2 separate regions of the Homo sapiens genome follow, and region 1 is linked to region 2. Evidence: read pairs that join two places in POLR2A ChIA-PET (ENCODE). Cell type or tissue: A673. All regions are shown on one strand. Each heading gives the region's core, and the rest is flanking DNA. Links, peaks and the distances in the headings are about the cores only.

Region 1 (10,146 bases), core at 1,259-9,258, 170 kb after region 2:
TCCCAAGTGGCTTTTTTTCCATATGTAGCCAAAAAGGATTGCAGATAGCGTCGGTGCGTCCCATTCGAACCTTGTCACGTTTGAGCTATCTTTACCCTGTGATTTACTTTTAGTAAGGGTGATCATGGTGAAAATATTTGCAGACAGCTGTTACAGTACACTATATGGTCACCAAGTAACCTTATATTTTTCTTTATATATTTTACAAATGTAACCCCTGTCATTGAAGCAACCGTGGAAGAGGCAGGGTCGGTGATGTTTAAAAAAAGTTCCGAGGTGATGGCAAACATTTAATTTTAATGAATGACTTTTTAGAGTTTATACAAAATGACCTTAGCTTGCTACCAGAAATGCTCCGAATGTTTCGTCAAGACTTTAATACTCTCCTAGGATGTTTCTGAACTGTCTCCCGAATTAACTTTATGGGAGTCTACAGACAGCAAGACTGGAAAATCTGATTGGAGTTTTTGTCTTTCACATTCCTTTTGAAAACTCTTTGTTCGAATGCAAATCATCGACTTAAAATACTATTCTTAACCAAGGCCTGGAAGAAAGAAGACACTTGCAAAGCCGCTAAGACAGGACCACACATCTTAAACTGCTGTTCCTACCATGCACTAAACTGTTTTTAAGTTTTAAACCACACCCTAGGCTCCAGGAGTGTTCAGGAAAGATGGTGTTTGTAGGTCTCCATGCTGTTTGGCGTTGGGGGGTGTGGAGGGATCATCCGTCGACTTTCTGAATTTTAATGTATTCACTTAGTAACAAACCATGATTGTCTTAAATGCCTTAAATTATTATGAGATTTCTTGTCTCAGAGCCCAATCAGATTGTCAGGAATTAACATGTGTTAGGTTTGATCACCCTTGACCACTTCTTATAGATATTTCTTCAACAAATCATGTGTGATGCCTGTAGGAACACAACTGTACCTTTAAAATATTGTTTTCATATTGCTGTGATGGGGATTCGAGGTTCCTGTATGTGCCACTGTTTTCAGAATCTGTAGTTTTATACAGGTGCCGACCCTCGTTGTGATGTATGTGCTGTGCACATTGACATGCTGACCGACAATGATAAGCGTTTATCGTGTATAAAAAGACACCACTGGACTGGATGTACACAACTGGGAAAGGAATTAAAAGCTATTAAAATTGTGCCTTGAAATGCCAAGACCTGGTTCCCTCCCCCTGTCTTCCAGGGGTCTTTCTATTTGAGGCCTGAGCCTCACATGGCTGGGGGTTGGGGTGGGGGCAGGAGAGACGAATTTTAGCCAGCTGTGTCCACACAAATGTAGCCTTGAAAACAGGAGCCTGGGGGGTGTGAGTGTCACAAAGTTTTGCCATGACAGAGTCTTGCAGTTTATTCTCATTCTCCTGATGGGGCTAATTCACGCCATTCCCGCACTGTAACTGGCCCTAAACTCTGTGCCCCTCCCATTGGCCTCCTGTTCTCTAAAGCAATTTGCACTTCCCTAGGGGGAGCCGTGAAGCTCCAGAGCTGGTCATTAGGAGGCAGACTCGAGAATATTTTTCAAAATCTGAGTAGACACCATCCATGGGTATTGAACTCAATATAATGAACTGCAGCTAGTCTTTTATTTTTAATTAACTAATTTTTTTATATTTTTTGAGATGGAGTCTCACTCTTGTCGCCCAGGCTGGAGTGCAATGGCACAATCTCAGCTCACTGCAACCTCTGCTTCCCGGGTTCAAGCGATTCTCCTGCCTCAGCCTCTCAAGTAGCTGGAATTACAGGCATCCGCCACCATGCCCAGCTAATTTTTGTATTTTTAGTAGAGACGGGGTTTTTCTATATTGGCCAGGCTGGTCTCAAACCTCAGGTGATCTGTCCTCCTCGGCCTCCCAAAGTGCTGGGATTATAGGCGTGAGCCACCATGCCTGGCCAGCAGTTACTGTTTTATAAGGAGGAAATGGAACTAAATCTTATAGAATTAAAATCATCTGAGTGTATCAATCACAGTAAGGGTGCAAACTGTTTTGTGAAAATTTGGGTTCAATTATATACAATTATAGTATTTATAACTAGTCTTTCCTAGGAAGTACTCATGAGTGCAGTGGATTGCTTTTAAGAAAGCTAAATGCTGGCCTAATGTACCTAGAATCTGGGGTTCCCCTCTCCCTGTAAGACATATCCAGTTGCTTTGCAAAAAGGCAATCAGGGTTGGAAAATCCTTAATTGTACGTAATTTGCTTTCCAAGGCATTATGTTCTTCTACCCTTAAAAAAAAATCATTATAGAGATGGGTTTTCACTTTATTGCTCAGGCTGGTCTTGAACTTCTGAGCTCAAGTGATCCTCCTACCTCGGCCTCCCAAAGTGTTGAGATTACAGGCGTAGGCCACCAAGCCCAGCCCTTTTCTGTCCTTATTTCTTGACAGCCATGATCTAGGTACGACAAAGAAATACGTAGGTGATGTTAGAGGGTGAATTATGTCCAAAAGATCTCTTCCAAAAGATATGTTGAAGTCCTAACCCCTAGGACCTCAGTATGTGAGTTTGTTTGGAAATAGGGTCTTTATAGGGGTAAAATGAGACTACTGGGGGTGGGCCCTAATCCACTATGACTGGTGCCCTCCTACAAAGGAGGCCATGTAAAGAGACACAGGGAGAAGGCGGCGTGAAGATGGAGGCAGATGGGTGATGCTTCCACAAGCCAAGGGCTGCTGAGGGGTGCCAGCAAATGCCCAACAGCTAGGTGAGAGGCCTGGGACAGGGGCTCCCTCCCAGCCTCAGAAGGAACCAATTGTGCGGACACCTTGACCTCGGACTTGTAGCCTCCAGGGCTGTGAGATAATCAATTACTGTTGTTTAAGCCCACAGTGTGTGGTACTTTGCTGCCACCGGCGGCCTTTCACACTGGGGTGGGGAGGGGACTGCAACCCGGACGATCCAGCCATCTGGATCTGCAACCCCTCATGCATGCAGACCCTGTAGGTCTCTGTCCACATCTGTCCTGGCCAAACAAGGAATGGCTCATCCAGCTTCTGGGGTGGAAATGTACCCATCGTTGGCAAAATCGATCAGCTGAACTGAGCTTTCGTCTTGGCTTTCCAGCTCCTAGCATAGGGGGACAATGGGGAGTCAAGGACAGGTCCCAAGAGAGATTAAAAAGTCACTCATTCACTTAACATACTTGTTGAGTGCCTCCTTTGTGCCAGGCACAATTAGCGAAGGAAACAAGGATCCCTGCTCACCTAGAGCCTCATCGTAATGAGGGAGATGACAGTGAATGAGGAACACGGGCCACCTGGGAAGGTGGATGGTGCCAAGACAGAGAGAGAGCAGGATGGGGAGGTGTGGGGGTGGGGGTGGGGGTGGGTTGCTATGAAGGTGATGACGTCTAAGCAAAGACTTCAAGGTGCTGAGGGAGGAAGCCGTGCGAGGAACAGTGTCCAGGCAGAGGGAACAGCCCATGAGAAGGTGTGGGGCTGGCAGCAGGCCTGGGATGTTTAAGGCACTGTGGGATGGGCAGGGAGGAGGCAGAGTCAGAGAGGCCAGCTCCTGGAGCCTTGGAGGCCATGGTGTGGACTGGGCTTTTCCTTACAGTGAGTTTGTGCCATCTCATAGCCCTGGGATGGAGCAGAGGAAGGTTGAGATGAGATGGTCGGAAGCTGAGGAGTCCCAGGAGGAAGCGATTATGGGGATTCAGGTTGGGTATAAGGTTGCTTAAGGCTGGTGTGGTGGGGAGTGAAAAGTCAAATTAACAAAAGAGGAGATGGGGTTTCTCAGAATCAGCCTGCTGCCTAGGGGACCAACATCTTCGTGGATGAGTGCAGGGTTTGGGGCCAGCCCCACAGCTTCGTAGGTGGGTGACCCACAGCTTCCTTGCTGAATGACCGTGGGTGAGCCAGGGGACCCCGCCTCACCTCTCCTCATGATTCCCACCACCTGTGTCTGGAGTGAGGCTGGAGAAGACGATGCATGTAAAGTGCCTGTCACAGTAAGCAGTGACTGTCGTCTGTTAGATTACACCCTACTTATCCAAAGTTTCACTTTCCATAGTTCGGTTACCTGTAGTCACCCTCGGTCTCAAAATATTAAATTCCAGGGGATACACAGTTTGTACGTTTTTTGTTTTTTGTTTTTCGGTTTTTTTTTGAGATGGAGTCATGCTCTGTTGCCAGGCTGGAGTGCAGTGGTGTGATCTTGGCTCACTGCAACCTCAGCCTCCTGGATTCAAGCTATGATTCTCCTGCCTCAGCCTCTCGAGTAGCTGGGACTACAGGCGCATGCCACCACACCCAGCTAATTTTTGTATTTTTAGTAGAGACGGGGTTTCACCATGTTGGCCTGGCTGGTCTAGAATTCTAGACCTCAAGTGATTCTCCCGCTTTGGCCTCCCAAAGTGCTGGGATTACAGGTGTGAGCCACCACACCCAGCCCCCTAATGGGCTGTCTTCAGAAACACAGTGAGTGGCCCTGTGCTGGTTCCACCAGACTCAGCCTCTCAAGGGAAGACCCTGGCCACACCCTAAGGAAGGGCCTTTTCTCGGCATGACGGTGGCCCCTAGCACTGGGCTAGAAAATCATCCCATTAACGGGAAGATAGAAAAGACTGGGACATTAAGACCATAATTAAATCTTTTAAGGGAATGACAGTAATACAGTAGTCCCTCCTTATCCACAGGGGACAGGTTCCAAAACCCCACTGGATGCCTGAAACTGCAGATAGTACTGAACCCTATACAGGCATCCCTTGGTATCTGAGGGGACTGGTTCCAGGACCTCCCCTGGATACCAAAATCTGGGAATGCTCAAGTGCCCGATATGAAATGGCATGGTATTTGCAAATAACCTACGCACGTCCTCCCATGTCCTCTAAATCATCTCTAGATTACTTACAATACCTAATACAATGTAAATGCTATGTAAATAGTTGTCATACTGTGCTGTTTAGGGAATAATTACAAGGAAAAATAATCTGTACATGTTCAATACAGACCCAGCTTTTTTCCCAAACGTTTTCTTTTTTTTTTTTTTTTTTTTTTTTTTTTGAGACGGAGTCTTGCTCTGTTGCCCAGGCTGGAGTGCAGTGGCACGAACTCGGCTCACTGAAAGCTCCTCCTCCCGGGTTCACGCCATTCTCCTGCCTCAGCCTCCCGAGCAGCTGGGACTACAGGTGCCCACCACCATGCCTGACTAACTTTTTTGTATTTTTAGTAGAGACAGGGTTTCACTGTGCTAGCCAGGATGGTTTTGATCTCCTGACCTTGTGATCCACGCCTTGGCCTCCCAAAGTGCTGGGATTACAGGCATAAGCCCCAATGCCCGGCCTCTTTTCTTTTTTCTTTCTTTTACTTTCTTTCTTTCTTTCTTTCTTTTTTTTTTTTGAGGCGGAGTCTTGCGCTGTCACCCAGGCTGGAGTGCAGTGGCGCGATCTCGGCTCACTGCAAGCTCCGCCTCCCGGGTTCACGCCATTCTCCTGCCTCAGCCTCACGAGTAGCTGGGACTACAGGCGCCCACCACCGCGCCCGGCTAATTTTTTGTATTTTTAGTAAAGACTAGGGTTTCACCGTGTTAGCCAGGATGGTCTCGATCTCCTGACCTCGTGATCCGCCTGCCTCAGCCTCCCAAAGTGCTGGGATTACAGGTGTGAGCCACTGCGCCCAGCCTCTCTCTCTCTTTCCTTCTTTCTTTCTTTCTCTTTCTTTCTTTCTTTCTTTCTTTCTTTCTTTCTTTCTTTCTTTCTTTCTTTTCTTTCTTTTTCTTTCTTTCTTTCTTTCTTTCTCTTTCTCCTTCCTTCCTTCTTTCCTTACTTTTTTCTTTTTTTTTTTTCTTTTTTTTTTTTGTCAGAGTCTCGCTGTTGCCTGGCACAACAGCACCTCTGCCTCACTGCAACCTCTGCCTCCCAGGTTCAAGAGATTCTCCTGCCTCAGCCTCCTGAGTAGCTGGGACTACAGGCGCCCACCACCAGGCCCAGCTGATTTTTGTATTTTCAGTAGAGATGGGGTTTCTCCATGTTGTCCAGGGTGGTCTCGAACCCCTGACCTCTGGTGATCCACCCACCTCAGCCTCCCAAAGTGCTGGAATTACAGGCATGATCCACTGCACCTGGCCCTCCAAATGTTTTCAATCTGAGGGATGCAAAACCCACAGATATGAGCGCCGGCTGTATACACTCTTTTTTTTTTCCTATACATACCTATAATGAAGTTTAATTTCTAAATTAGGCACAGTAAGAGATTAACAGTAACTATCAAATTCAATTATAACAATATGTCAGCATCACTACTCCTATTTTGGGATCATTATCAAGTAAAATCCGGGTGACTTGAACTACTGACTCATAAGCAGGACCGTCTACAGTGTGGAGACGCTGGACACAGGCACGATTCCGTCCCGGGTGGGACAGAGCCTGGGCGGCACAGGATTCCATCACTCCACTCAGAATAGTGCATGATTTAAAACATACAAACGTACATACAAACTGGCCGGGCATGACAGAGCAAGACTCAGTCTCAAAAAAAAAGACAGCCCTTTAGGAAGACTGCTCCTCTCAAATGCAGCCTGCACTGGCTTACTCTGGTCTACATTAAAATAAGATCAAGGGCTCATGAGCTCAGAGTGTTTCTTCAATGTGAATAATTTTAAGTGTCCTCAATTCATCATTCAAGTTCTTTCTTTCTTTCTTTCTTTCTCTTTTTTTTTTTTTCTTTTTTGAGACGGAGTTTCACTCTTGTTGCCCAGGCTGGAGTGCAATGGCGCCATCTCTGCTCACCGCAACCTCGCCTCCCGGGTTCAAGCGATTCTCCTGCCTCAGTCTCCTGAGTAGCTGGGACTACAGGCGCCCACCACCAGGCCCAGCTAATTTTGTAGTTTTAGTAGAGACAGGGTTTCTCCATGTTGGTTTGGCTGGTCGCAAACTCCCGACCTCAGGTGATCCACCCACCCGCCTCAGCCTCCCAAAGTGCTAGGATTACAGGCGTGAGCCACCGCGCCCAGCCCATCATTCAAATTCTATATGCTTCTTATGAAAGGAAGGAGGGAGGCTGGACACAGTGGCTCAGGCCTGTAATTACAACACTTTGGGAGGACAAGGTGGGAGGATCACTTGAGCCCAGGAGTTCAAGGCTAGGCTGGGCAGCATAGTGAGACCCCATCTCTACAAAAAAATTTAAAAATTAGCTGGGTGTGGTGGTGCATACCTGTAGTCCTAGCTACTTGGGAGGCTGAGGTGAGAGGATCCTTTAAGCCTGGGAGTTCAAGGCTGCAGTGAGCTGTGATTGAGGAAAGTGACATCCGTGCTGGTCCATGTCCTGTGGTGGGGAAGGGGGACAGCAACCCAGCACAGACCCACCCTCCCCCAGGACCCCATGTAGGAGGGGTCCTGGATCGAGCTAGAAGAACTGGGGCCCCTGTAATGAATCAAACTGCCCAGGAGACCCAGGGACTGGAACACCCTTGCTAGGCAACACAACATCATTTTCACGCCCACCCCTGCCCCCAGCAAGACTCCTCTGCTGGGTCTCAGATCTTCCCCACTGGGAGGCTGCCAGGGTTCCTCAGCCTCCGTGGGTCCACACCCAATCACAGCCATCCCCAGCCTGTCCTTTCTTCCGTCCAGGAGGACAAGGCAAGCCCTTCCCCCCACCCACCCCTCCCCCAGCAGCCTCTCACTCCATCTAGTTGGTTTCACCTCATCGACTCTGCAGTCTAAAGACCTCTCCATCTGCACAGGACCTCTGTGCAGGCCGCCTCTCCCTGGACCTGGGTGGCTGCAGCAGCCCCTTGACTGGCCCCCCCAACTTCTTCCTCTACCCTGACAGGCCCTTCTCTAGGGGCCTTCTCACCGTGCAAGCTCCATCCTGCTCCCTGGGCTGGGATGCTTTCCACAGCCCTGCGACGCTCTTAGACTGAGATCACAGCCGTCAGCCAGGCCGTTCTGATCACTCACTACTGCCTAATGAGCTGCCCCAAACAGTGACAAAACCGCCACCATCTTATAACTCCCAGTGTGGCAGGTCAGGGATGTGGACAGGGTCTGGCTGGGTGATTTTTCTGCTTTTTATGGCTTTGAAGATCTTGGCATTGGATGGGCTCATCTGGGGGTCTGAGGCCGGCACCCTGATGGGCAAGGCTGGAGGGCTGGGCTCAGCTGGGCATCGGCCAGAGCACCCACACAGGGTCTCTCCAGCATGGGAGCCTCTCCTGGGGCTGGAGGCCTTACGAGGCGGCTCAGAGGGCTCCAGGACGCCCAAGGCTTCTTAGGGCCAGGCCCAGAAAGTTCCAGAACCTCATTCCTGCCATTGGTCATGAAATCAGACCAGCTCTGATTCAAGGGGAGAAAACAGGCCTCTGCTCACAGTGGGAGGACTAGCACGGAATGTGTGGTCATCTTTCATCCGCTGCAGAGGCTCCATTTGCCCTTCCCGGTGCCCATCCTGCCAGCTCCCTCCCCACATCCCTGTGCTCGGCCGGCTCCCGGCACATTGACGTTCTCTCAGAGCACACAGGTACCATCCGCTTGGCCACAGGGCCTTTGCACACACCAACCTCCTGCCTGGAAGGATCTTCCCCACCCCTGCACTTCACCCAGCTGGTTTTCCCAGGGCAGCTGTGACAAATGACCACAAACCAGGCAGCCTTAAACAACAGAAATGTATTGTCTTGCAGTTCTGGAGGGCAGAAGGCAGAAATCAAGGTGTCAGCAGGGCCCTGCTCCCTCAGAAGGCTCTGGGGGGTGGTCCTTCCTTGCCTCTTCTGGCTGCTGCTGGCTGCCAGCATTCCTTGGCTTGCAGCTGCATCACTCGATTCTGCCTCCATCACCACATGGCCTTCTCCTCTGTGTGTCTGTGTGTCCAGATTTCCCTCTTCTTATGAGGACACCAGTCACTGGATTTAGCCTCGTCCCAGAATTCCAGCAGGACCTCATCTTAGCTTTCATTGCCTCTGCCAAGCCCCTATTTCCAAATGAGGTTCCATTCACGGGCTCTAGGGAGACAGGACATTGGGAAGACACCCATCAGCCCACACACCAGTTACTCAGATTCATTATTAAAGTCATGATTCAAAGGTCCTTTACTCTAAGGATGAAAGAAGTGAGGCATTTGGAAGATAAAGGGCCTGGCATACAGTAGGTGCTTATTCCAGCCAGCTAGTGCTGTCATGTCCCCAGAGCCTTCTCTGGCCACTCCCAGCCCACACTGGGCCATGCGTTGTCTTATCACATACTCTCTGGCATCCTAGGTTAGGTTCCCCAGCAACAAAACCCAAGACTGGGATCCCTGAGCAAAGAGTTTGTCAAGGGAGGAGCTCCCAGGAAGAACTGGCAAGGAAAGGAGAGCAGCAGGACAGGCCAAAGAAGCGGCAATCACAACTCAGCCTGGTCTGGCCTGATTCCTCACTCCCCGGGGTGCTCTGGGGTACCAACAGCATCCTAGAGCTGTCCCACCTTGGGGCAAGGGGCTGAGCATCTGTACCCCCTTGTCAATCAGTCCCTGGCTGCAGGCTGCCCTGGGGATCGGGGAGAGTGGACCCTCCAGGCCTTTCCAGGCAATGTGGTCCCTTTCAGGAGCAGGGAAGCTCCAAGCCATCAGCAGCTGGGGGGTGAAGACACCATCCTGGGAAACAAACCACACCCCGCAGCCCTTCCTAACCCCTACACAGAGTAATTGACTTGTGAGTTACGCACCTGTTGGGGCTTGCTTTCCCTCCCTCCCCAGGACTGGAATCTTTGCAGGCAGGGGCTGGGCCCATTTGGTTCACCACCTATATAGATATAGATCCCCAGTGTGCTGCTGGGCACCTGGGAGCTGCTCCGTGCCTTTCCTGATGTCCTCAGGTGTGCACGCCCACTGGTGAGCATCTGATCCATGCTCTGGCCCCAGCCAAAGAGGAGACCCCAAGCCAGTTCCAGCCATCCAGTCAGTGACCCAGCACACGTAGCAGCCACATCCGGTTGGCCGATGGGAAGCAGAACAACACCGGCTCAGGAGGTTGGTGCCTTTTTGTTTTTTTTTTGAGACGGAGTCTTACTCTATCACCCTCCAACAGTCGGGATTACAATTGGACATGAGATTCGGGTGGGGACACAGATCCAAACCCTATTAGCCTTCTTCCAGACTGCAGATTGCCAGCTTCTCCCTGTGTCCCCAAATGACAAAGGGGCAAGGGGGCTCTCTGG
Region 2 (10,146 bases), core at 1,216-9,215:
GCCCAGTGGACACAGGCTTTGGGGTGGATGGAAGACAACCCAGGGAGAAGGGCCAGGTGCGTGTGCAGGCTCCGAGGAAGCACCTGCGGAGAATGGGAAAGATTTGCCCTGGAGCCCCTCAGACCAGGCACAGCCAGGGAGGGGATGGGCAGTGACCGCTCTTCTGAGTTCCCTTGTCCTTCCTTGGGTGCTCTGGGTCCCCAGCTCACATTCATCCGGCTTTTGTACTTCATTATCTCTGGGGGAAGAATGTTGGTGGCAGCCAGACCATCAACGCAAGCTTTAAACATAAGAAATGGCAAATCCTGGGGTCACTGCCCATGAAAGAGAACATTCCCCATTCTCGCACTGTGGCCGGAAATACGCCAGGGATGGCCACGCTAACGAGCCTGGGAGTCTGCCCAGCGCCCAGGCCTCGGCTATCCACGGGCTCTCCCAGAACTGAGTGACCCCTTCTCACAGCACACAGGCCAGGGGGTGTGGGTGGTGCCAGGGGAGGTGGGGAGCCACGCGCTGCCTCGGACCCTGGGCACCCAAGGGTCCGGCGAACCCCCAGAGGGCCTGGCTGGAGGATGGGCGCTTTGCAGCTGTGTCCCCTCCCTCTGCTGTGCAGCCTCTCCAAACTTGGTTCCTGCATTTCCCAAAGCGATAATATCCTAGCAACCTCTCCAAGCGGCTGAGTGCAGAGTTGTTTACGCTGGGTTGCAGGGAGTTGGGGAATGCAGCGAAGCTGGGGCTGTTCAGAACTTCCCAAAGTCCAGCCTGGGGCGGCGTGGGCTGGAAACAGACAGGCTGACGTTTTAGGGACGTGACATCTAAACTTTCAGCACACCCTGGGTGCTTGGGCCGGGGAGTCTGACTGTCTCTGCAGAGCCTGAAAATTCCCTGAGTCCATGAACACGGCTTTGAGGTTCCGCCTCCGCGGGCTCTAGGCCCTGAGAACCTCTACGGCTTTGAGCTCTGAGCTGCCACTGCCTCCCTGGGAAATGTGTGTGTTGAGGGATGCTTAAGGTAGCTCAGAAAAAGAAGCAAAAGCTCAGGAATATCCTTATGTGCAGTCTTTAAATCGGGGCCTGGCACATAGGAGGTGCTCCGTATTGGTTGAAGGAAAAGGAATGTGTGTGTTTAATAATGATGGTGATCAGAATTCTGACATGGTTCTTTTCTGTTGTTTTACTGTCATTACTATTTTGAAAAGATCCGGGGATAATGTCAAAAAAAAAAAAAAAGGAGCAAAAAAATCTGAAACCATCAGTCATCTGAAAGTCACATCCATCCTTGAAAGTTAAAATAAAGCAGAGATAGGACAGAGGCCGGGTGGAGACCAGGTCCCTAGGGAACGCCACAGCATGATGACATCACCCACCCCACCCCATGGGGGACTCTAACGTCCAATTAGCTCCATAATATATTCAGTGTTTTACATTTGTTTTTGAATAGGTAGTGCCCATGCTTGAAATTCAAAAGATATAAAAGAGCAATTTAAGGCCGGGCGCGGTGGCTCACGCCTGTAATCCCAGCACTTTGGGAGGCCGAAGCGGGCGGATCACGAGGTCAGGAGTTTGAGACCAGCCTGACCAACATGGTGAAACCCCGTCTCTACTAAAAATACAAAAATTAGCCAGGTGTGATGGCGCTTGCCTGTAATCCCAGCTGCTTGGGAGGCTGAGGCAGGAGAATCATTTCAACCTGGGAGGCAGAGGTTGCAGTGAGCCGAGATCATGCCACTGCACTCCAGGCTGGGCGACAGAGCGAGACTCTGTCTCAGAAAAAAAAAAAAAAAAGAAAAGCAATTTAATAGAAAAGGGGAACAGAAGAAGGTGACCAGGGATCTCTGAGAAGGGTACGCCTGGGTGGCCGGTCAGCAGGTGAAATGCTCATTAGTAATTAGGGGAGGCGAATTCACACGACAAAGGCATTCCATTTTGTACCAAAAAGACGGACCAAAAAGACGGCTGAAAGGTCACGAGTCTGCCTTTATCAATGCCTGACAATAGTGCTGGGAAGCACCTGGAGATCCTACCTGCAGAGCGGGGTGGAGGGATCTGGGTCCATTGGAATCACACTTTGGAAGACAAATAGGTACCACTGGGCTGTAAGTAGCCACGTGGGCTGCGACCCAGTGAGTCCCCGGAGCACGCTGTCATGGCAAGGCTGTTCTCTGCTTGTAACAGCAAAATCTTGGGATTAACCAAGTGGGAGAAGGCTGGATACACAGCCGTGGTCATGCCGTTGGGGGTACTATGCAGCCAGGACGATGAGTGAATTACTGGTGCAGCCACAACTGGAATGAATGTCGGTAACAGGGGGTTAGGTTAAACAAAGCAAAACAAAAAACTAAACAACAGAAAAAAACACTTGGTAGGCCGGGCATGGTGGTTCATGCCTGTAATCCCAGCACTTTGGGAGGCCAAGGCCGGTGGATCACCTGAAGTCAGGAGTTCGAGACCAGCCTGGCCAACATGGTGAAACCCCATCTCTACTAAAAATACAAAAATTAGCCAGGTGTGGTGACATGCACCTGTAGTCCCAGCTACTCAGGAGGCTGAGGCAGGAGAATCGCTTGAACCTGGGAGGCGGAGACTCCAGTGTGCTGAGGGTGCCACTGCACTCCAGCCTGGGCAACAGGGCAAGACTTTGTCTCAAAAGAAATAAAATAAGAAGAAAGCACATGGTATATTTCCATGTATATACAATTCAAAAGTTTGCAATTAACTTTGCTGCCTAGGGATACAGATATACATGGGGTAACTACAAATGTTTCACTACCAGGTTGAACATTTAATGGACGGTTGGAGGCCCTTGGAGCTCTTTCTTTTCTACCTGGTGTGGTGGACTGGCAACGTTTGATGGGGTCCCTGAGTACCTGACGAGCAGAGAATGTCCACAAACCCTAGACAGACACGTACCCCAAGCCAGAAAAAACCCTTGCAGTTCTAAGCCACTGCAATTTGCGGGCTGTTTTGTGAGTGCTGCATAACCTACCCCAGATTCACTGGCGCTTGGTTTCATCAATTCATAAAAGCTCTTATTCATTAGAGAAATTAGCCCTCAATCTATGCTACGAGTGGCTTGTATTTTATATAGTTATTTTCTTTTGACATTGCAGAATCCCTTGCCATTAATATATGACAATTTTTGTATAGTCAAATTTATCCATTTTTGTGTCATGGATTTTATATATATATATATATATATGAAAAATTGACCCTTTTTTTCCTTTTCTTTCTATGGCTTTATTGAGTGATAACTTAAATATTATAAAATTAACCCATTTAAAGTACACATTCACAGAGTTGTAGAAAGTGACCAAAGTCTAATTTTAGGCAATTTCATCACCCCAAAAACACACCCCATAGCCCTTATAGTCACTCCCCATCTTCCCCTTTCTCTACCCCTAGGCAATCATTTATGCAATCTATTTTCTGCCTCTACAGATTTGCCTATTCTGCAATAAAGGGAATTACACCATTTGTGCTCTTCAGTAACTGGCTTCTTTTTGCTTAGCCAGTGATTTTGAGCTTCATCCGTGTTGCAACGTGTCATCAGTACTCCAGCTTTTTTCATGGCTGAATAATATTCCACTTTATTAGTTGACAGACATCTGGGTTGTTTCTGCTTTTGGAGTATTATGAATAATGCTGTTATGCATATTCATGTAAAGGTTTTTGTGTAGTCATATGTTTTCATTTCTCTTGGGTATCAAAATTATTGGATCATATAGTAACTCTACATTTACCATTTTGAGGAATTGCCAAACTGTTTTAAAAAGTGGCTGCATCATTTTCCATTCCCACCAGCAATGAATGGGGGTTCTAATATCTCTACATCTTTGCCAACACTTGCTATTGTCTGTCTTTTTAATTTAAGCCATCCTAGTGGGTGTGAAGTGGTATCATCTCATTGCGGTTTTGACTTGCATTTCTGTAAAAACTCATGATGTTAGACATCTATAATGTGCTTACTGGCATTTTGTATATCTTCTTAGGAGAAATGTCTATTCAAATATAATGTCTCTTCAATTGCCCATTTCTAGGTTGGATGATTTATCTTTTTATTGTTGAGGTGTAAGAGATCTTTGTATATTCTAGAAATGACTCCCTTATCAGATATATGACTTAACATTTTGTTCTCCCACTCTGTAGGGTGTGTTTTCACTTTCTTGATGATATTGTTTGCAGCACAAAAGTTTTTAATTTTGATGAAGTCCAATTTATCTGTTTGTGTTTTCCTACTTGTGCTTTTGCTGTTGTATCTAAGAAGGCTTTCCTAGATCAAGATTTACTCTTAGATTTTCCCTTTCTTTCTCTTTTTTTCTTTCTTTTCTTTCTCTTTCTTCCTTCCTCCTTTCTTTCTTTTCTTTCTCTCTTTCTTTCTTTCTCTTTCTTTCTTCTCTCTTTCTTTCTCCCTCCCTCTTTCTTTCTTTCTTTCTTTTCTTTCTTTCTTTCTTTCTTTCTTTCTTTTTCTTTCTTTCTTTCCTTCCTTCCTTGCTTCCTTCCTTCCTTCCTTCCTTCCTTCCTTCCTTCCTTCCTTCTTTCTTTCTTTCTTTCTTTCTTTCTCTTTCTTTTTTGACACAGAGTCTTGCTCTGTCACCCAGGCTGGAATGCAGTGGCATGATCTCAGCTCACTGCAAACTCCACCTCCCGAATTCAAGCAATTCTTGTGCCTCAGCCTCCAGAGTAGCTGGGATTACAGGTATGCGCCACCACGCCTGGCTAATTTTTGTATTTTTAGTAGAGACAGGGTTTCACCATGTTGCCCAGGCTGGTCTCGAACTCCTGACCTCAAGTGATCCTCCCAAAGTGCTGGGATTACAGGCGTGGCCACCCCGCCTAGCCTACTCTTAGATTTTCTTATAGGAGTTTTGTAATTTCAACCTTTATATTTAGGTCTGTGATCTAAGGAAGGGGTCCAGCTTCCTTCTTTTGCACGTGGATGTCCGATTGTTGAGCATCATTTGTTGGAGAGCCGTCCCTCCCTCATTACATCGTGTCAGGAAGGCAGTCTCTGCATGCAGTCTGACCAGGCCCAGCCACCTAAGAAAGGGCTGTGGGCCTGGCACACTTTCTCATCAAGTAGTCGAGTCCTCACAGTCAGCGCTGGCCTTGCCGCTTGTGTGGGAATAGATTCCTCATTCCAGAATCAATGCGTCCTCCTTTGTCCTGCTAACTGTGTGAATCATCTGGCACCTGGCCAACCCCTTCTGTCCCCTGTGGAGAGGGAACCAGGTCCTTCTACCCCAGCACAAGAAAGGTGCCTGCAGGCCGACTGCCCTGCATTGGCTGCTGAGAGGGACCCACTGGGCCACGAGGGGCCAATGCCTACCACTGACCGGTCTTGTTCCATCCCTTTTCCATGTGAGTGAAATGTTTTCCCTCCAGTGCCTGACTGCCTTGTGATTTTCTTGGTGACTCTGATACCAAGATGCAGCCAGCAGCAGCGCTCCGACCTCTGCACCTGGTGACGAACAACAGCTCCCACCTGCTTGACGAACGGCCTTGGTGCCCTTGTCAGAAATCAACTGGCTGTCAATCTGAGGGTTTATTTCTGACTCTATTTTGTTCTATTCCTCTATGTCCATCTTCATGCCGGTGCCAGTCTTGGTTACTGCAGCTTGTAGCAAGTTCAATGTTCTAGTCAAGTCCTCACAGTCAGCCCTGGGCTTGCTGCCTTGTGTGGGAATAGATTCCCCATTCCAGAATCAATGCGTCCTCCTTTGTCCTGTTAACTGTGGGCATCATCCAGCACCTGGCCAACCCCACTGCTATATCTGTCCCCTGTGGAGAGGGAACCGTTGGAAGTGTGGCCCCCCAACATTTTCTTTTTCAAGATCACTTTGGTTACTCTGGGTCCATATGACTATTAGAATCATGGCCGGGTGCAGTGGCTCACGCCTGTAATCCCAGCACTTTGGGAGGCCGAGGTGGATGGATCACATGAGGTCAGGAGTTCGAGACCAGCCTGGCCAACATGGTGAAACTCCATCTCTACTAAAAATACAAAAATTAGCTGGGTGTGGTGGCAGGTACCTGTAATCCCAGCTACTCGGGAGGCTGAAGCAGGATAATCGCTTGAACCCGGGTGGTGGAGGTTGCAGTGAGCTGAGATCATGCCACTGTAATTCAGCCTGGGTGACAGAGTGAAACTCTGTCTCAAAAAAAAAAAAAAAAGAAAGAAAGAAAGAAAGAAAGAAAAGATCACCTTGGCAATTTCTGCAACAACAAAAAACTCAACTTGGATTTTGATAGAGATTGCTTTGAATTTGAAGATCAATTTGAGGAGTATCGCCTTCTCAGCAATGATATTTTATGAGCAGGAACAAGCAATATCTTTTCATTCATTGTAATCTTTTATTTCTTTCATTTCAATAATGTTTTGCAGTTTTTAATGTACAAGTACTGTATTTGTTTAAGTTTATTCTTGAGTGTTTTATTCTTTTTGCTGCTATTACAAATGGGGTTGTTTTCTTTTTCTTTTTTTCCATTGGATTTTTTTATTATTGTGTAAGTTGACAAACAAAATTGTGTATATTTATGGTACACAACAAGATGTTTTGAAATATGGATACATTGTGGAATGGCTAAATCAAGCTAATTTGCCTATACCTTGCCTCACATGCTGGGATTTTTTTAATGTTATTTTTAGATAGATAGTTCACTGCCAGTGTGTAGAAATACAATTAATTTTTGTACATTGATCTTGCTTCCAGCTACATTGATGGACTCATTTATTAGTTTGAAGAGTTTTTTCAGTGGGTTTCTTAGGATTTTCTGCATAAAAGATCATGTCATCTGCAAATACAGACAGTTTTTACTTCCTTTCCAATCTGGATGTCTTTTATTTCATTGTCTTGCCTAATCGCCCTGGCTAGAACTTCCAGTACAATGTTGAATGGAAGGGTGAGAGCAGACATCCTTGTCTTGTTCTTGATTTTAGGAGGAAGGCGTTTGTTCTTTTTTCATTAAGTACGATGTTAGATACGAATTTCATAGATGGCTCTTATCAGGTTGAGGAAGTTCTCTTCTGCTCCTGGTTTATTGATTCTGAATATCTTATCATGAAAGCATGTTAGATTATGTTCAATGCTTTTCCTACATCTATCGATCACTCTGTAGTATTTAGTAATATTTTATTTTAGAAATTTGTAATTTTCTTAAGAGATTGGTTGGTCCTTTTAAAACTTTTTGTCCTCTCTTTATTGAATTTGGTATCAGTGTTACACTAGCTTTTTCTAAAGACTTTTGAAACTCTTCTACTTTTTCCATGCCTTGAAACAGCTTACATGGTATTAAAATCTCCTGTTCTCTCAAATGACAATGGAACTCCCATGTGAAATTACTGGCCTGGTGATGTTTCGGCCTGGGATAGGGGGATTAAGAACTTTTTTTTTTTTTTAATGGTGATGGAGTTGTTCTTTTTTCTGTCTCTTCTAGAGTTAAGTTTTATGACTTACTTCTTTTTTTTTCCAGGAAGAACTGGTTTCATCTGAGTTTACAAACTTATTTGCATAGAGCCGATCAAAGCATTCTCTTGTGATGCTCTTATCTCTCTGTGTCTGTTGCTATCTCTCTATTTGTATTCTCTTACTCTGTGTATGCCTGTGTATGCATTTATCCCCTTTTCCTCTTGATTACTTCAGCCAGTTTAGCTGCTTTTTTTTCCCCCTTGAAAGAGTCAGCAGGGCTGAACCTTAGTGGAACAGCACTGCAGTTTGAGACTCCTCCTGTCCACTTCTGTTTCCTTCCTTCTCTCCTTCCATGCGGGTCGCCTCTTCATTGTGGCCTGAAGCCTCTTTCATGTTCTCCTGCTTCCTCCCCCAAAATCCTCTTCTCTGTCAGAGCCTGTCTTTGCATCCAGCCCTTGGCAGGCCCAGGCGAGGCCCTAATGCTTCCAGCTGCAGGTGGAGAATGGACTGGAAGGGGTGGGAATGCAGGTGGCGGGCACCGGCCTGGCTGCAGCGGCCTGGGAGGTAGAGAAGCTGGGGCTGGGAGGGGTGTACCGTGGAGGAATGAGTTGAAGAGCTGCTTAGAGTCAGCAGGGCTTTGGGATCAAATTGCATGGCTTGCATTTTGCCATTTATTGCCTTAAACACCCCTTCCCAGGATCACAGGGATCAGGTGAAGTTACAAAACTGAAGACAGGTTGAAATGTTGATTCAGTCTCTCAACTCTGCCCTAAAACCCCAGATCAGACCTCAACAAGATCTTACATGAGAGAGAAAGGAATGGGGCTCTAAGAGCTGCAGGCAAATGTTACTGAAAGAGCCTCGAAGGGCCAGGACCCCCGCTGGCCCTGCTGGCAGAGGCTAGGGAGCAGCAGTCTGCTGCTGGGAAAGCCACTGGAGGGTCTGGCTGGCTCTGATATGGCCTGGACAAGGTGCCTGGACCCAGGGTGCTCACCTGGGGAGACCGGTGGCCGGTAGCCCTCCTTCCCCTAAAATTCTAAGAGAAGAAAAAATCCAGCAGAAACAACACATTTCTGATTTTGTGGTTGTTTGTCTTCTTTGGCTGTCGTGCACATTGTTTCTTCTAGGAAATAGAATCAGATGGAAATGGGGGGGACCCCAGTGGGCACCCCAGTCACTTGGACTTCAAGCCACTTGGGAGAGGAGGGACCTGGCCACCACAGCCTCATCAGGGTCCTTTCCACAAGTGAGTGAGGCCCTAAACACACATGGAGTTGTGACGTGAGAAGCCAAGAGGTGGATGGGGAGGGGGCATCTCCACCAGGTGACCTTGATCCCTAGGATCCCACCCTGTGCAGATGGGTGGGGGGCATTGTGGGCAGAGGGCCCCACGGCTCAGGCCAGGTGTGCCAGCTGAGAGCACAACTGGTCTGGAAGTCAAGGATGAAGGACTTGACTAACTGGGGTCAAGTCCTTCATCCAGGGACAGGGAGCAGGACAGGAAGGCTGCGGCTAGGGCTGTCAGATGGGCTCCCAGAGGACATGGCAGTGACCGGGGATACTGGGCCACAAGGAAGGGCGACTCCAGGGACCATGTCCTGGGCTACCTTAGTTGGCCCATGTCCTTGGGACCCTGGAGACCCTGCTCTGCCTGGGCACTGATCCCTGAGCCTCCTTCCTGCTGAATGCCAGGACCAGAGGAAGCAGGGACTGCAGGAGAGTCAGACAGCCCCATTCCCAGCGGCTGGGACCTGGCAGGCATCTCTGTCCCAGGCAGCTGCCCCAGTCCTGAGATGCACATAAAACAATGCATGAAGCCAGGCAGGCTTCATGCAACGGGCATTTGATGAGCCCCAGGCCAGTCACAAGCCATCGCCAGAGGCTCAGCCACCTGCACTGGGTGGCCCAAGATAGCCCCGTGCAGGGGCCAGGGTTGGGGGGTGGGGGTAGGCCACACCCAGGGAGGAGGAGGAGGGAACCCAGAGTGTTCCCTCCTGCGGCCCCACCTCCCCACCCCACCCTAACCACTGGGCAGGTGAGGCCTGGCTCTGTCTGTAGTGTGCGCAGATCCCTGCTCCAGGGCTTTGGACCACAGAAGGAGGTGATAACAAGGGTCATAAAGTCATGGCGGGTTTGCTCTTCCAGACCATGCAGTGCACGCCAATCCCCTGCCCCTCGGTGCTGGGACGAGGCGCTGTGGGCATCAGGGCCTCTGATGCACAGGGTCTCTGCCCTTGGAAGGCTCCCATGTGGCAGGGGCAAGGTTGGGGGAGACAGCAGCAAATAGATGGATAATAGGATGGGGCTATGCAGGAGGACCAGGGGGCTCCTGGGGGAAGGGGCTGTATCCCAGGGGCTTTTCAGAGCTGGCGCTGGAGCCGAGGCCTGCAGGGGTCTGGGGGATGTCAGGGAAGAGGAGACCGCAGTGCCATGAGCCCGAGGCAGGTGTGTGTGCAGCTGCCACCGTGGAGGCGGTGGTGGCCTACAGAGAGAAGCCGAGACTAGAGGTCAGGGAGACTCCTGCCGGGGGACCTGGATCTAGGCTCCTGAGAGGCCCACAGGCTGCCAAGTTGGCATCTGAAAAATGCCGTTGTTGTTTAAGCTGGTCGCAGCTGGTGTCTGAGAAGGGCAATAAGGAGAATGTTGATGGGGATGAGGGGCCGGGGTCCCTGGGAGTTTGGTGGCCAAGATGGCCAGGTAAGTCCTCATCTCTTCTGGCCAGCCCATGGACTCAGGAAGAC

Evidence for each region. ChIA-PET counts read pairs that join two places held together with the same protein. Peaks named below come from ENCODE experiments on the same cell type or tissue, not always from the same donor. Only the 100,000 strongest peaks of a DNase experiment are listed, where the experiment ranks them.
Region 1: POLR2A ChIA-PET joins it to region 2 with 16 read pairs; 2 of 35 experiments call an interaction of 5 or more read pairs at or near these places.

Annotation. Positions count from the first base shown.
Region 1 is chr11:69,762,043-69,772,188 of GRCh38, reverse strand. FGF4 (fibroblast growth factor 4) reads left to right here. Exons shown (of 3, transcript NM_002007.4): 3 at 1-1,167. Among named protein-coding and RNA genes, the nearest start is that of FGF4, 8.2 kb to the left of the region's middle. RefSeq lists enhancers at 397-566, 20-735, 6,930-7,930. In A673, for the core only: no CTCF peak of the experiment used is centred there; no DNase peak of the experiment used is centred there; H3K27me3 peaks cover 1,569 bases.
Region 2 is chr11:69,930,350-69,940,495 of GRCh38, reverse strand. No RefSeq gene overlaps it. Among named protein-coding and RNA genes, the nearest start is that of FGF3, 120 kb to the right of the region's middle. RefSeq lists an enhancer at 7,407-8,383. In A673, for the core only: no CTCF peak of the experiment used is centred there; a DNase peak (open chromatin) is centred at 5,185.